Regions from separate parts of the Mus musculus genome. Here region 1 is linked to region 2. A link is a loop called in an ENCODE intact Hi-C map of the cell type or tissue named here. Cell type or tissue: left cerebral cortex. All regions are shown on one strand. Each heading gives the region's core, and the rest is flanking DNA. Links, peaks and the distances in the headings are about the cores only.

Region 1 (8,330 bases), core at 165-8,164, 87 kb after region 2:
TTCTAGCTGTGTCTTATAGGGATCTGCCTGGTCCAAATGTGCATAAACCCTGGGAGAAAGAAGCCCTAAGAACCAAGGCAAGCTGCCCCACCCCACCCCCAACTCTGCCTTTCCTATCTTAAGTCACACCCATTTTTTTTCTCCCAAATGCTTCTTGAATCTTCATTTAACAAACAAACAAAAAAGTCATTTATGTACAGAGCAAATCTTCTCTTCTTGCTTCGACCCTTTCCAAGATTTGTCACAGACTCCATATGAAGTCCAGCTGGTGTCTGTCACCCTCTCCTCTGCTCTGTCCTCTGTCAGTACCTCCTGTGGCTGGCACATGCTGTCCTTTCTCAGTACTATGCTTCTGCTTCCACCATTTTGATTCTTTCTCCCTCCTCCTCGTCAGAGCTTCTCGATCTCTCAGGTCAGCACGACTGTCGGAGGGTTTTGTTTCAGTCTGAGTAACTGTGAGATGCTGACCCCCCTCATATATGTGCAGGCAGGGAACAGAGAGGATGAGGGCACACATTAAAAATAACTTGTTAAACAGGATGTTTTCTTTTAAGTGAACTTTTCTTCAGCATACATTTCTCTAGAGCCTTCCATGTAGAGATGGCTGTTTCCTCCCCTCGTCAGAACTAGCTGGCCCAGAGGGAGAGGACAAGGAGGCGTCACTGAGTGGCCCCAGTCTTGGTCATAAGCAACAGGAGTGTCTTTCTCTCTGGAGGAACAGCTGCCTTGTTATAAGGAGGCCTCAGGCACAGGAGGAAGCCAGGCAGACATGTGCTAAAGTCCCAGTCAACAGCCACCATCAAAACACAAAGGAGTGAGTGTTCCAATGGCCCTAAGCTGAGTTCTCCAGAAATCCTGCTGACGTCAGGAGACACAGACAGTACCCCACTGAGGCCCGACTAAAGTTCAAATTCCTGGGCAAAATAAAACACTACTTTACTTCACTAAGTTTTATAGGACTTTGTTACATGATCGTATTAGTCACTTGTCTCATAGGGGCGACAAAATCCTGACAGAAGCCACTTAAGAAAGGTTTCCTATGGCTCTCAGTCCGTGGGACCACAGTCCACCATGAAAGGAAGACATAGTATGCAGCAGGAGTGGCTGCTCACATTGTGGAGACAGTCACGAAGCAGAGAGAGATGAATGCTGGTAATCAGCTCAGTTTCTCCTTCTTATTCAGTCGGGGCCCCAGGCCCATGGAATGGTGCCCGCCAATTTAGGGTGGGTCTTCCCATCTCACCAGTCTACAGACTTGCTCCCTTGTCGATTCTAAACCCTACTAAGTTGACAATTAACCATTACAATGAATAAACTCCTTTTTCCTCCTACCCAAATCACTTGCTTGACTTGAAAACTACTTTTTCTGGGCTAGGAGAAAAAAGAGGCCAAAAACATAACTAGTTTTTGCCCCTGAGATGGGTCCTCAGGACAAAGCACAGACTGATCAGCAGAGATTTTTTACTCTTGGCCAAGAATAGTTTTAATGAGAGGTGAGCTGATAGAGTAATGGTAGATTCATCTCTCTACCTTTGCAGCTCAGGGGTCTGTAGATATATGGTGATAAAAACAAGAGAGGGAGGTTGGGAAGCTGGGTCTTCCGGCTCAGAGGGCTCTCCTTTGCTTTCCAGCACCCACATGATAACTTACTCCAGTTCCAGGAGATCTAATGCCCTCTTCTGGCCTCTACAGAACTGCACCTATATAGTACACATATGGACATGCAGACAAACACCCATACATATGGCACAAAAGTAACTTTTTTTTAAAGTGAGGAAAAGGTTAGACTAGTAAAGAAAAGGAAGAATATTTACGCATTTTCTGAAAATGGGATTTTTTTCCAGGAATCTTATCACCACTTTGTTTCATTCTTTTTTTTTTAAGATTTATTTATTTATTTATTTATTTATTTAATACATATGAGTACACCACCATTGCTCTCTCTAGACACACCAGAAGACAGACCCCATTACAGATGGTTGTGAGCTGGGAATTGAATTCGGGGCCTCTGGAAGAGCAGTCGGTGCTCTTAACCGCTGAGCCATCTCTCCAGCCCTTTATGGCTCTTGTTAGATGTTGCCATGGCAACCCTCTACACCATGGCACTAAAGGGCATGTCATTCAGCACAAAGATGGACTTATTAGAAGTTGTCTGGGGTAAGCTTGGCAACCATCTTATACCTAACTAGTTTCATCCAGCCCTGTTCAGGAGGAACTACTGGCCTATGGGCATTTCATCCTCCAAGACAAACAAGTTAGGTCAGGGTAAAGATTCAGCTGGGTCACCTAGGCAGTACTCAAGGTGAGAAAGGAGACAGGAAAAGAAGAAATGACAACTCCATTCTCTTTCCACATCGTTTGAGGCAGCACTTCAAGTAAAGCTTGCATTATAAAAACATGAGGACTATTCTAGAATGTAGGTAGGGATCTTTCTTTACACACACACACACACACACACACACACACACACTCATGAGTGTGCATATGCACACACTCAGTTACTTTTCTCATCACAGTGACCAAAACTTGACAGAAACAACTTAAGAAAAGAGAGAGACTTCTTTTGACGCAGTGTGAGGGGGTAGAGTCCGTCATGGTGGCTGGCATGACTTCAGCTGTGTCAGCAGAGTTTTGCAGTATGGCTTGTTCACATCATGGTAAATGATCTCAAGGCAAGAAGTTGAGTTGGGTTGTATCCCTCAAGGCTGTTGTTAACGCCTTCTAATTCAATGGTTCTCAACCTGTGAGTCATGACCCCCTTGGGGTCACCTAAGACCATCAGAAAACAGATATTTATAACATGAGTCATAACAGTAGCAAAATTACAGTTACAAAGTAACAACAAAAACAATTTTATGGTTTGGGTCACCACTAAATGAGGAATTGTATTAAAGAGTCACAGTATTAGGTAGGCTGAGAGCCACAGCTCTAAGTTAAATCATTACTTCGTGAAGAAAAGCTTTTTAAGACTTGGGAAATTCTAAATGGAGACTTGGGAAGACTAAGGAAGTAAACAACTCACAAGTCTTAGGAAGTCTCTGAAACTAAAATGTACAAGGCCCATCCTTTTCCAAAGTTATATGAGCTGTAAGGACTGCTGAGAGTGCCTCTCAGATCATTGGAACTATCTGAAAGAGGCTGAGATGGGACAAACTGCCTAGAAGACACACACTAGCTTGCTGAGTCACACAGAGAGTTCCAGCTTTTCTTAGCTTACACCCCCATGCTAGGCAGAGTTTTCTATTGCAGTTGACTTTGAGTGATCTCTGCTCCTGAAAGTAACTAACTCACTCTCCCACACTCCTGTAAGGAACCCCAATAAAACTCACTGTCCACCAAGTTAGACTTTGGTCATGTCCTTACTTTGGCTTGAGATTGGCTTGTTCACATCTCCCCAGGGTTAGTGTCACACTACAAAGACCCTAATCAAGTGGCCTGAGTCAGATAGGCCTTGAGTCTGAAAGGTTCCGTAATGTCCTATGTCAACACCACCAGCTAGGAATGGAAAATTCAAACACTGAGCCCATGGGCTACATTTACATCTGAACTACAGCAGCATGTTTGTGTCCTTGAAACCCATTCTGTGTCCTAGGCTGTGCCCACACACACACAGGTCTCTGACTCCTCAGGCATAAGCCAGGTCTGTCACAAAGAGAGACTCAGTAAATCTGTGGTGAGGAGGGGGCCAGCAAATGGTTAGTGAGGCCAGGCTCAAGTCCTTCCACAGTGTACTCACATGCACAGGGTTCTGTCCGGGAAAGGAGATGGCTAACAGAGAGACATGAGACATTGCTATCACAGTCCCCATTATTTAGGACACTGCCACCAGGGTTGTCCCTTTCTTTAGGGGGCAGCAGAAGCAACTGGAGGCCCTGTGGGTTAGGGTCTAGAACCAGAAGAAGGTGGTAGCATGCAGTGGAGAGTCTGGCATTCTGTGCTGCTGTTGTTGTTTTGTTTCTTGCTTTGTTTTTGTTTTTTGTTTGTTTTTTTGTTTATTTGTTTTGAGACAGTATTTCTCTGTGTATTCCCTGACTGTCACAGAACTTGCTCTGTAGATCAGGCTAGCATCAAACTCAGAAATCCACCTGCTTCTGCCTCCTGAGTGCTGGAATTAAAGATGTTCACCTCCAGTGCCCAGCAAGTCTGACATTCTGTATGCTCACGCTTCTGTAAATATTTGCTGAGTTCAGTTGAGTGGAAATCCACCTGTTAAGCAGGTAATCACTAACATGGAGCAACAGTGCCTTGAAGGAAGGTTGGGATATGTGGAGGCATTGAGAGGGTCCTCCTCTGAGGTACCTGGGACCTGTATCATAAGGGAGGGGCATTGAGAGCTGGAGCTGGGACCTCCAGACTGCTAAGTACAAAGACAAGGCTTGTCTATGGTGGCACGGAAGTCCTTACAGGACAATAACTCAGGGGGACAGGCAGGATGGGACAGAGATGGAAAAGATGGCTGGCTGTGGAGGTGGGCCACTGGCAGCCTTGAGGAACCCAGAAGCTATCTTTTAGGCTTTGCTCATGTGTTAAAAGCAGTGAGAAATCACTGAGGTGGTTGGCAGAGGCATGAAAGATCCAGTCTGATGTTTTCCATGTGTGCATGTGCACACACATGTGCATGTGTGTTTATAGGACAACCTTAGCTGTCCTTCAGGAGCTGGACACTTTTGTGTGTGTAAGAAAGATGTCTCTCACTGGCCTAGAACTTGACATGTGGGCTAGACAGTCTGGCAGCAAGCCCTGGGGATCCACCTCCTCTGCACTGGGCTTCCAAACACAGGCCACTGCAAACAACATTCACATACATGCTAGAGACTGAACTCAGGTCCTCTGCCTACACAGTAAGCCCTTTATCTCCTCAGACCTCCACAGCATACCCCACCCCCAGCTCCTCGGAGGAGAAAGGACATAAGGACAGTAATGGGCATCAGGTATTTTTGAGGTGGAGAAAGTGGGTTTTGGGCTAGTTGGTGGCAGTAGGACAGGGAAGAAATCACAGTTAGACTCCCGTCAGTAGGGACTAGTAATAAATTATCCAGGACGAAAGCAGAGAGAAAGAGGTCAGCATATGTCCAAGGAGGCTACTGCATGCCAGGGACTGAGAAGACAGAGGCAGGTTGTACATTCAGGCTTCTAGAAAGTTCTGAGGACAGTCCTGAGATCTAATCCATGAACCACACAGTAAATCATTGTAAGGACACAGCCCAGTGGCTTTTAGTCTATTCATGGACAAGTGTGACATCTCCATAGTCTATTCTAGAACATCCTCATCACTTCCAGTACACCAGCTCCTTAAGCTATTGCCTCCTTCTAACCATTCCAAACAACTGAACTCCTTTCTGAGTGTATGTAGGTGTCTCTGTGGTGTGTGTGTGCACGCGCATGTGAGTGTGCATATGAATATCCATATATATGAATATATGTAGATATATGGATGTATATGGATTCATTCTATAAATTCTGACAATACAGTGTGGGTGGATACATGCCTATGCATACTCGTACGTGTGAACAACCCCAAGTGTCATTATTCAGGAGTTGTCCTTATTGCCTGTGTCCTTTTTAAAGATTTTTTAAAATATTCATGGTTTTGAGTGCGTGTGCATGTGTGTGCATGTGTGTGTGTGTGTGTGTGTGTGTGTGTGTGTGGTTTACCATGTATGTGCAGTGACAGAATAGGCCAGAAGAGGGCATTGGATTGCTTGGGACTGAACTTACAGCCAGCTGTGAGGTGTCCTGTTTGTGTTGTGAGCAGAACCTAGACCCTCTGCAAGAGGAGCCAGTGCTTTAACCACTAAGCCTTCTCTCCAGCTCCCTCTTTGGGTTTTGAGGCAGGATCCACACTGGCTGGCCCGGGAGCCTCGGGGAGCTTCCTGTCTCCTCTTCCTCAGCACTGTGATTACAAACAGGTGCTGCCACCACATGTGGGTTCTGGGGATCGAACTTAGTTCTTCACATTTTCACAAGGAGCACCCACCCACTGAGCACTGTCCCCGGCCCAACTTGTCTACTGCCTATCTTTGTATGTCCCACTCTGCATTTCCACAGGGGCAGGACCTCAGTCCGACACTTGATACCTGACCTTTTTGTGGAGCATTTGATTATGACCCTATCACATCATAGCACCGGTCTGTGTACATCCATTCCCTTTCCAGACAAGGTCTCATAGGATGACTTTGAACTTCTGATACCCCGGCCTTCACCTCTTGAGTGTGAATGTTACAGGCATGGACCCCCATGCCTGGCTTATGTGATATTGGGGATGAAACCCAGGGCTTCACACGTGCTAGGCACATAGTACATCAACCCTGTTTTTAGCCCTTAAATGGAGCAGTTTGGTCAACCATGTGCACAGTAATTGCTGGTGCCAGGACAGAGGCCTGGGCTAGGTCTGCTGATGTTTCTGAACACCATAGTAGAAACTTCTAGTATTTTTTCAAGCCTTCCACTTTTTAGTCTTTTATAACTGGTTACTTTGTCAAGTAACTGTAAGACTACATTTCCCAGTTTCTCTTGCAATGAAACAGTCCAGTGTGATTTTGTTCTATCACTGAAATATAAGCATCTAAAGGGGGATGTGGAATGCGATAATACTCTTCTTCTTCTTCTTCTTCTTCTTCTTCTTCTTCTTCTTCTTCTTCTTCTTCTTCTTCTTCCTCTTCCTCTTCCTCTTCCTCTTCCTCTTCCTCTTCCTCTTCCTCTTCCTCCTCCTCCTCCTCCTCCTCCTCCTCCTCCTCCTCCTCCTCTTCTTCTTCTTCTTCTTCTTCTTCTTCTTCTTCTTCTCTTTTCCTTCTCCTTCTCCTCCTCCTCCTCCTCCTCCTCCTCCTCCTCCTCCTCCTCCTCCTCTTACTGAATACAGACAAAATGGCTGGAGCTCAAGCAGCCATCACGAGCCATGACAGAAGACCAGCAGTCTTGGTGGTGGTGGTGGTGGTGGTGGGGACTCAGGGAAAAACAGCATCAGAAATGAAAAGTGTCTCTCACATCAGATTTAGCTGGCTGCCGGAACATTGGCAGATAATGACCAAAGCTGAGCAGAAAGGTACCTGGGTGACATGTCTGATTCCAGAATTGGAGTTCCAGTCTCCTCAGCCCCACACAGAAGCCCCAGTACCTGTCTTTGGAGACATTTTATCTGTAATTGTCAGGATTCTTGGGAGTTTACCAAATCCCCAAGGCTAAGTGTGAGCACTGAGTCAGAAGCCTGGAACCTACAATCTACAAGCATCCCAGAGAAACAGGCCACCATCAACCTGAGCATCTCCAGGAAGTCAGGGAAATGGTCCAGCCCTCCCCAAGCTCAGAACAATGTCCGCCAAGATATCCCATGTGAAAGTAATTAGATTTCTCTAGTTATGGCCATAAGTTTCACAGAGAAGACATGCTCTCATGGAAGGAAGAGGGGGATAAAAGTGAGGGAGGAAAGAGGGAGAAAGGGAGAGAAAGAAAGAGGAGAGAGGAGGGAGGAAGAGAAGAAGAAAAGAAAAGGGATTCACCTAAAATGTTCTCACACCTGTGTCCAAAAAGGTGAGGGGAGTTAATCCCAGCACTCAAAAGGCAGAGGCTGGGGGATTTCTGTGTCTTTGAGGCAAGACTCTCTGTGTACAGCAAGTTCCAGGCCAGCCAAGGGCTACATAGTGATATTTTTGTCTCAGAAAACAAACAAAAGCCAAAAGAAGAAAGACAGAGACTGGTTCGTTTATTGGTTGATTTCATATTCTCCAGGCCTTCCTTCTCATGCTGTCCCTGACTCCACCTCATCTATGGCGCCTTTGGCCATGGAGCCATTGGCTAAGTGCTATGGTCCCCAGCACCTCCCAGGGTCCAGTCTGCCCAGTGAGCTTGGTTAGGCCATTCAGAGTGGGTTGTCAATGTAAGACCACAGCTGGCTTGATCATTTTAATGTACAAGGTTTGCCTCCTGATCCAAGATCACTGTTGCAATATCAACCATACCATCCCTGTCCTAACAAGGTTGGAAGAACAAAAGTCCAAAAAGGAATGGGCTCTCCCTTTAAAGACGATTTTCAGAGGCTGTTCACATGCCTGAATAAACTGGTAAAACACTGGTTCTTTTTTTCCTTTTCACACAGCATGGGCGCTGTCTCTGGGACCAAACACCTGCCGGAAACAAACTAAGGAAGGAGTAAGGGTTTGTCTGCGCTCAGGGTTTCGGTGGGATCAGACCTGGGTCCCTCAGCTCATGTATGCTCTTAGGAAGAGCATCATGGCAGCTGGGAGAGTGGCAGGGAGGCTAATCACTTCTTGGCAGGCAGGAAGCAGAGAGGGAAATACAGGGAGGGACCAGGGCAAGACTATGTCTCCAGTGAC
Region 2 (8,330 bases), core at 206-8,205:
CCAAAGATGGCCACTCTGAATCCCTCTGCCCAGACGCTCGTGTCAAGTGTCAAGTGTCAAGACGCTCGTGTCAAGTGTAGTCTGTGAATCTGAGTATCAGTGGCGTGGTTGGCCAGAGTGATATAGGCAGGGGGAGCCGGGAAAAGCCCACTGCTGCTTCCTGTCTTCACGCACTGAATTGGAAGACTCCTCCTTCGAGTGCCCAGCTGCAGAGGCTCTGAGCATTCAACCCCAGCCAGCAGTCAACACCAAGAGTCAAACAGTAGGTGGGAGAAGCCAGGCTGGACTCCAGACCAGTGGGCAGCCACTATTTGACTACCATATGCTAGAGAGCCCACGTAAGAACTGTTAGCTGAACCCAGCCAACCCTGAAAGGGTGAAGATAGTTAAGCCACAGAACCATAGAACAATGGGGCTTTGTGCAGTAAGCAGTCTATCTCACCAGTGTGGTTCTCCCCGTCAAGCCACTCTGGTGTTTCTGCTTGAAGAGTCCAAATGGAATAAAGAACCTTGGGAGCCATGTAAAGGCTGGGTGGGTGAGGTGGGTGGCCTATCATCCCAACAAACGGTGGCACAGACATAGGATCTCTAGAACAAACTAGCTAGACTAGGTGAATTTTTGGGTTAGCTAGAGACCACATCTCAATATATAAGGTAGAGAACAATCAAAGAAGATACTAGATGTTAACCTTGGACCACCAAACACATATATCCTCGAATATATGTGTGCCTACACAAATGCAAACACACACTCACATGTGTGCACACCACACACATAGGCATGCAGAAATAATGAAAAAAAAATACAGTCTAAATCAGGACCTATGGAAGTGGTTGCATAGGTATGGCCAATCACTCGGGACTTACTAAGTCCTTCCTAACCAAAAGGCCAGGGTGAAACTTACAGTCACCAAAGCTGGATTCCTGTACGGTTCTGAGGAGTGAGGATGTGGATCTTGGTGTACTGAAGGTGTTCGGGGACTTACCGATGGTGGTGATGACTGTGGCAGCAAAAATCATTGCATTGGGCCAGTTCCAGTTGTTGAAAGTCTGGTTCCCGGTGATGGCCACACCCTGATCCGCAGCATCAGACACCACCTAAAAAAGAAAACCAAAGAGAAGGTCAGAGACAAGAGGATTTATCAGTGACAAGAGATGTAGCTCCAAGGTGGAGTCCACCTTGCCTAGCAAACATACATACTCTAAGCTCCATTCCAAACATGACATAAACCTGGCATGGTGGCACACACTTGTAATGCCAACACTCGAGGAAACAGAGGAGCCCGCCAATGGTGGCACATGCCTTTAATCCCAGCACTAAGGAGGAGGGACAGGTAAATCTATGAGTTCCAGGCCCCATTGGTCTACAGTGCAAGTTCCAAGACAGCCAGGGCTACACAGAGAAACCCTGTCTCAAAAACCAAACCAAACCAAAACCCAACAAGGAAGAAAGAAAGCAGGGGGAAGGGAATCAGGATTATGCTTCAAGGCCAGGCCGGGCTACCTGAGCCCCTGCCCCAAACTAATACCACCAGCAGCAGCCACACATCTCAAGTGTCCTCATTTAACCACCAGGATACCAAGGTGGGTAGCAGTTCTTTATTATATAGCTGAAACATTTTACAGAGAGGATCAGGGAGGTTGAATGATCTACTCAGGTCCACACAGCTAGGGAGATATACGAAGTAGGCACCTGGTTCGAAAATTTGACAGAAACATATCCTCAAACCACCCAGAGCTGAGAAAGCTTGCACCCCAGGCTTCTGGGAAGGGAGCTCTCCCAAAGAGTTTCCATGTGGTTTCCAAGAAGTGGAGTTCAGGGCCTGAACTCCAAGAGCTACGAGACTATTCCTATCTCTAAGAGGGCAGACTCAATACAGGTACCTCCAATGTCCCCCTATACCTTAGCCCTCTGTGACCTGGGAAGGAGCCTTTAACCACTGCACTTGAGGATGACCACTGAGATCAGCTCAGTATCCTAGAGGCCAAGGATACGTATCAGGATACGTAAACTAGCTAAACCAACCTTTCCCGATCCTGTCCCTCATCGTGACAGGCTCCCTTTTCTCTGAGTTCCTTCTTTTCTCTGACCTGGGCTGAGCAATTGTTGGGACAGAGACAGATCAACAGGTGGCAATTGTACTTCAAGGTGATCCAAACGTACCGGTCCCTACAGTTTCCAACTGGTTGGAAGCCCCAGGGCAGGCATTATCTACTCTAGGAATTTCCCAGAAATACCAAACCTGGTTCTACATACCACTACCTGCCTCACTTACAAACACCGACTCTGCCTACCTCTCAACTCATCTGACCAAAGGAGCAGTATCAGAGCTACATACACCAAGAGCTGCCAGAGACTGTACCCAAGAGACCCATTAGGGGCTCTAAATCTGGGGTTCAAGTTCTGTCATTCAAGGTCAGCCCTGGGATGACCCATCAGCCTAGAGACCAGGAACCCAGCCAAGTTTCCTATAAAATCCAAGCCAAGGACAGCAGGGACCAGAGAGTGGAAACAACGGAGAGGTAGAGAAGCCATCATTCTAAGCCACCCGAAGCATGACTGAGGTTTGGAGGGAAGGAGAGAACGCATGGATGGTTCCAAAGGAATGCACAGTTTGCAGAAGCAGCAGAGGCTGTGTAAATGGATCTGCATACTTTGGCGAAGAATTTTCCATGATGACATGCCCGCTCGACACCCCATCAGACCACAGGCCGCTTGCTGCCCTACCTCCCACTGCCATTCCAAGCTTGGGAGACCATGGAAAGCAGACTATCTTACATAGTCTATGTGTAAGAGCATCTTAGATGCTGCAGACCAGCAGGAGCATACAACAGGTTCTCCCTTCAATTCTGAGAGACTGAACCTACTTACTGGGAAATGGCTCGGGTACCAAGCCACACCTTAGCAGCTATTTAGCCTTTAAAAATCTGTCTGCAGCAGGAGAATGAGGAAAGTCTAGAGCCCCGAGTGTTGACATTAAACAGATGGGAGAAAAGGCAATACCATTTAAGTCCCCACCTGTTATCAGATAGAAATCTTAAACCGGACAACCTAAAACGAAACAGAGTATGCAAGAATGGGGGAGAGTTCTTTCTTGGTCTCCGCTGACCACAGATCAATAAACGGGGTAAAAAGTAAATCCCAGGGTGTGTTACCTGTCCAGAGTTGGAGACACCTAGTCCATTGTGTTTCAAGGTCAGGCCACAAGGAACACACTGTTCCAACTCTGTGTCGGACTATACACGTCATGGTAGTCAATGAGCTCAAGACCAAAGAGAGCCATCATCGAAGTGTTTGAGGATAACCATCTGCCGCTGCAGATTCTCTACTGAGACTCGGTTAGTACAGGGGTGAGCATCGTCCAGGAGGAGTTTATATGGGGGCGCAGAGGACAGGAGACCCTACTCAGGACTAGTTGTAGTTTCTGGAGGGTTAGGAGATGGTGTTCACAGGGAGTACTATATGTCAGACAGGGAGTACGGTTGTGAACAATTGAATCTGTCTTCTCACAGGTTTGCACACGTGGTTAACAGGGGGACAATACTGGCATGAAGTGGATGGCTGACCAAAGGCAATAAATGCCATAGCATTCACAAGACAGCCCTACCCATAATGCCTCAATGCTCCCCTGGAAACAGGCTGACTCAAAGGCCACCGGTAATTCAGAAATCAGTCAGAAAGTACTAAACATTCCCCTGACAGAAGAACTGAAAAATCAGGACAGCATAGAGGATAGCAATGCCGGGCTTCCTGCCCTCACCCCACTGGTGGTGGTGTCCTCCGAGGCACACAGCCTCGCCCTCTTCCTGGCTTATCAGGAGCGGCCGCTCACCTGCTTTCCCCGTGACTTGCGTTGCGTTCTCTTGAGTCACCCATCAAGGACAGATAACTGTGGAAGGCGTTCACTCTCCTAAGAGCCCCTCACCCCGTGAAACACTACAATCGTGGAAAGGCACAGTGTCTTAAAAGAAGGGTGAAAAAGGTAGTGGTGTGCACAGCTCCCCAGAGCCCCTTACTGTTTCTTCCCCTGCCCACCATTCCGAAATATGGCTGCACGGCTTTTCGCCAAACCTGGAACAAGGATGGGGGGGGGGGGGGTGATCACAAGATGGGGCACAAGACTGCCGCTGTGGCCAGACACTCCCTTGCTTGGACTTGGACACATCCATCACCTGCCTGGCTCTTCCTGATTCTGCCAGGTATCACTTGGCACAGAGCTGAGGTCTGAATGCGAACTTCAGGGCCAGCGACTCTTTTTCCCACTGTGTGGAGCCATGGTGGAGAGGCACAGTTGGCCATGGTTGGATCCCACAGGGTGAGGAAGAGGCCTGAATCAGTCTCCCAGAACAAACGAGCTGACCCAGGATGAGGGCCATGCCTGGGTCAAGGGAGGGCTGTGGGGGGGAGGCAGGCAAACCCTGTTAGACAAGGCGTCCTGTTCTCGGGGTTAGAGAAACAGCTTTCACGGGAGGAGGTGGCCCCTGTTCACTTGCAGTATTCTTTAACTTGGCTCCTAAACTCACAAGAGACAATATTTTCACTTTCCTCCTAAGCTGGGAGGGTGATGGAGAGAGGGAGCCGAGCCTGCACAATCCAGGCCAGGCTCCTGTTTGGGGACGGAATCGAGTTCCCTACTTGTCACCTTCATCATAAAGCCAGCGTGATTTATTGAGGTCTTCCTATGAGCCAAGGGGTGTGCTCAGCATTTTACGTGCCTTTTAGCTCATTTAATGAGGACAGGATTCTACTGGGAAGACACTATCATTTTTTCCACGTTGCAAATGAGAGTCTGAGGCTGAGATAGCAAGGAAGTAGCCAGAGGTCATGGTACTAAAAGCTACAAGGCTGGGACTAGAACCCAGGGCCACCTGGGTCCTAACCATGGTGATCCCGCCCCCTTTCCCCACAGAGGGCACAGGAAGGAGACCTATGCACACTTCCAACCTTTCCCACCAGCTGAGAAAACAGTGCCCAAAAACCAGTCCAGCCATTCCCAGCAGGTCTTCTAGTGGCCAACATCCACACGCCCACTCTAACCTGTAGACACCGACCGACCACGCCACCGCAGTCAGGTGGACTTTTCTTTGCATAGGGTGGGGGGAACTGGCCAAGACATGAGCCTACTGCAGGGGTTCCAGCTAAGAAGCATCCATGCAGCTATTTGATCTCTCCCACGACTCCTATGGCTTCCCGAACACAGCCCTTCTTCCATCCTCTACTCCTGACCTGGAAAACTGCAGTCCTATGGTGTTCCAAGAGCCAGAACCCTCGTGCTCTCACTGGCTGCCTCTGGATCCCTTCTTTAATCCTTTGTGCTCACACAGTCCCTCTGTTCTGGAAAGTCACTTCACCTGTCCACGGTGCTTAAGACCTCAAATACTGAAGCCATTATCAGCCTCCTTACTGTGGCTTTTCCAGACACCACCTCTTAACTGTGTAGCTGCTGAAGTGATAGTTGGGCACGTGTGGGGACAGGTACTGATCATGTACTTAAAACACTTCTCTCACGGAATGGCTAGGTCTTGCAAAGCAGGGACCCTTAGCCTATTTTAACGATAAGAAAGCAGGGTCCAGTCCAAGGTAAGTGGCAGAGCTGGGATGTGAATTCAGGCAGGACCACTACAGTACAGAGGGAGAAGATGGAACACTGGGTACGCTGGTTAGTAGAATGAAGTCAGATTTATAACACACTGCCTCAGACAATCACAAAGGAAATGTTAAATGTCACCAGGGGGAAAAAAAAAAGAGTTCCCTGTAGTATAAATGCCAAGAAGAGGCTTTGTATTCCTGGAGCTTAGGTCTCTGCCTCACAGAGAGTAGTCACCGCACGACTGAGTGCCTGTTCCTGTTAAGTGAATTTGAATGAAGAATGGGGTACTCCAGCCTCGGCTCATTTGTCTTCAAATGCCCACACACCCCAACATCTTTGAGCATTATTCTAAAGTTGCTTTATTCTTTTAAGATAGGGACTCATTGTATGGTTGTGGCTGGTCTGGAACTTCCTATATAGACCAAGTGGGCCTCAAGTTTATACAGAGATCCGCCTGCCCCTGCATCTCAGTGCTGGGATGGAAGACTTGCTCCACCATACCTGGCTGCAGTTGGGTTTTAAACAGTTTTATCTGCAACAAAGCAGAGGCTTCTGTCCAGCAGAATCGGGGGAAGCAGTGGGTGTTCTGGATAGAGCTGAGCACTGCACTTGGGAAGGCCACGGGACTGTGCACCCAGCCCAGGGAAGGGAAGGAGCCAGGCTAGAGAGGGGATGAGGGTTAGGGGGGCAGAAAGAGCCAGAGGAAAGGCAACAGAGCATGCAATGGCTGCGCTAGGGGAATACCCATGGGGTAACCAGGTTGTCCTTCCTGCAGGAAGGACACCGGTCACCTCCGGAAACCCTCACAAAGGCAATGGCTATATAGCGAGAGCAGGAAAGGGAGTATAGAAGTCCACGCTGACTGATGGCCGCTTCACTGACTCTTTGCCAACCTCTCCTCTCCAAATGCACTCACCCCTAGTCACAGACAGTCCACTGCGGCGATGACAAGCTGAGCCATCTCAGATACAGGCTGTCTACACACAGAACCAGTTGGACCTACCTGAGATTGAGCTGGGCAAGGTCTCCCAAAGGCTAGCAACAAGGCTTGGGTAAAGTACTTGGCTGCTCTTGGCCTGCATCTTCTGAACACAAGAGGAGCATCCAGGCCCCCGTGAGGGCTGGCCAAGTGTGCCTGCCATCAGCATGCTAGCTCATCTATCTTGGTCTAAATCAGGAGCACAGACACTGTAGACATGAGATCCCACTAAAGACTCACTTGCCCAGCCAGATAGTGGTGGCGCACGCCTTTAATCCCAGCACTTGGAAGGCAGAGGCAGGAGGATTTCTGAGTTCGAGGCCAGCCTGGTCTACAGAGTGAGTTCCAGGACAGCCAGGGCTACACAGAGAAACCCTGTCTTGAAAAAACCCCCCAAAACAAACAAAAATCAAACAAACAAACAAAAAGGACAGGAGGGAGTGGCAAACCCTGGACAGGACTACAAGTTCACAGCCCATGCCTAGAAGGGAGGCAGTGAGAAGCCTTTCTCTCCCTAAGCCTCTTATCGCTTGGCTTCCTCAGACCACATGGAGAAAGCACTACGTCTCCATAGTTAGGTGTCGTGGCAGGAAGAAACTCAGGCACATATAAAGTATCCTTACCTTCAGAAGGGAACCTAATCTCCCCCTGCCTCCAGTTCTGGGCCATCCCTAATAGTGTGTCTGCCATTCAACTAAGCAACAGAGGAGGCTGTCTAGGTGAATAGGGGTTAGCGCTGCACTCCCCAGGTGAGGTGGAGGACAGGAGGGGACAGATGGCAACTTCTCTGAACTTAATCCCTCACTCCCCACCCCCCTACTGTTTCAAGCTTCACAGTCAACAAAAGTCTGCCTGACACTGGCCTCACAGTCACTTGCTGTCCATGTCCATGTCTCTAACACAATCCCCTCCCAGGTGGGAAGCCAAGGGTGGATGAAGACCCCACGTTAAATGGAGGGGTTCTCTGTACAAAAGTTAACAGCTAGATACATGCCAGGTAAACATACTGAGTACAACGTCTGCCAAAATTTTAAAGCTACAGACAGGCATAGGTCAAAGGAGGGAGACCCCAAACCAACCTTCATACACCAAAGCAACTTAGGAATCAGGGTGGGAGATGAGGGAATGTTAGTGTGCCCAGCTGAGCAGCTGGCATCCATCCAATCTGATAATCCCCACTGGGATTTATGGACACATAAGAATATCTTGGAATGGCTAGAGATAACTTGGTCAGTGAAGGGCTTGGGGTGCAAGCATGGGACAGAACCTGGACTCATTCCATCTTCATCATTTATGTAAAAAGTCCCGCAAGCCTGTGATCTCAATGGGGAAGTGGAGGCAGAAGGATCTAGGAGCTTACTGGTGAGCCAGCCTAGTCCATCAGTGAGTGAGCCTGAGGGCACCACTAAGACCAGTCTCAAACAGTGAGGCGGGCTTCTTCTGAGACTAATCTCTGGCTGTCATACACATACAAGTACATGAGCACACACACACACACACACACACACACACACACGCACACACACACACGCACACACACGCGCGCGCGCGCGCGTGCATCTCCATTGCAGACCAGGCCAAGTCAACTCTACCTCTTGCATTATTTTCTCAATGTTAACTTGGGGTTGGGAAGAGATGTAAGGCTTGCTTATATTAGATGAAACTAAGATTTTGACAATACAGAGTCACTGTGAGGCAGGGACTCTCAAGACCAGGCTGCACTGTCCAAGGAACCATCTTTAAGCTTAAAATACCAAGCC

What was found. Peaks named below come from ENCODE experiments on the same cell type or tissue, not always from the same donor. Only the 100,000 strongest peaks of a DNase experiment are listed, where the experiment ranks them.
Region 1: it touches region 2 in a loop (2.4-fold over the local background); 4 of 42 quality-filtered maps call a loop at or near these places.

What each region holds. Positions count from the first base shown.
Region 1 is chr14:20,232,930-20,241,259 of GRCm38, forward strand. No RefSeq gene overlaps it. Among named protein-coding and RNA genes, the nearest start is that of Kcnk16, 32 kb to the right of the region's middle. In left cerebral cortex, for the core only: no CTCF peak of the experiment used is centred there; a DNase peak (open chromatin) is centred at 3,191.
Region 2 is chr14:20,145,515-20,153,844 of GRCm38, forward strand. It overlaps Kcnk5 (potassium channel, subfamily K, member 5), which reads right to left. Exons shown (of 5, transcript NM_021542.4): 2 at 987-1,098. Among named protein-coding and RNA genes, the nearest start is that of Gm52125, 12 kb to the left of the region's middle. In left cerebral cortex, for the core only: no CTCF peak of the experiment used is centred there; a DNase peak (open chromatin) is centred at 4,476.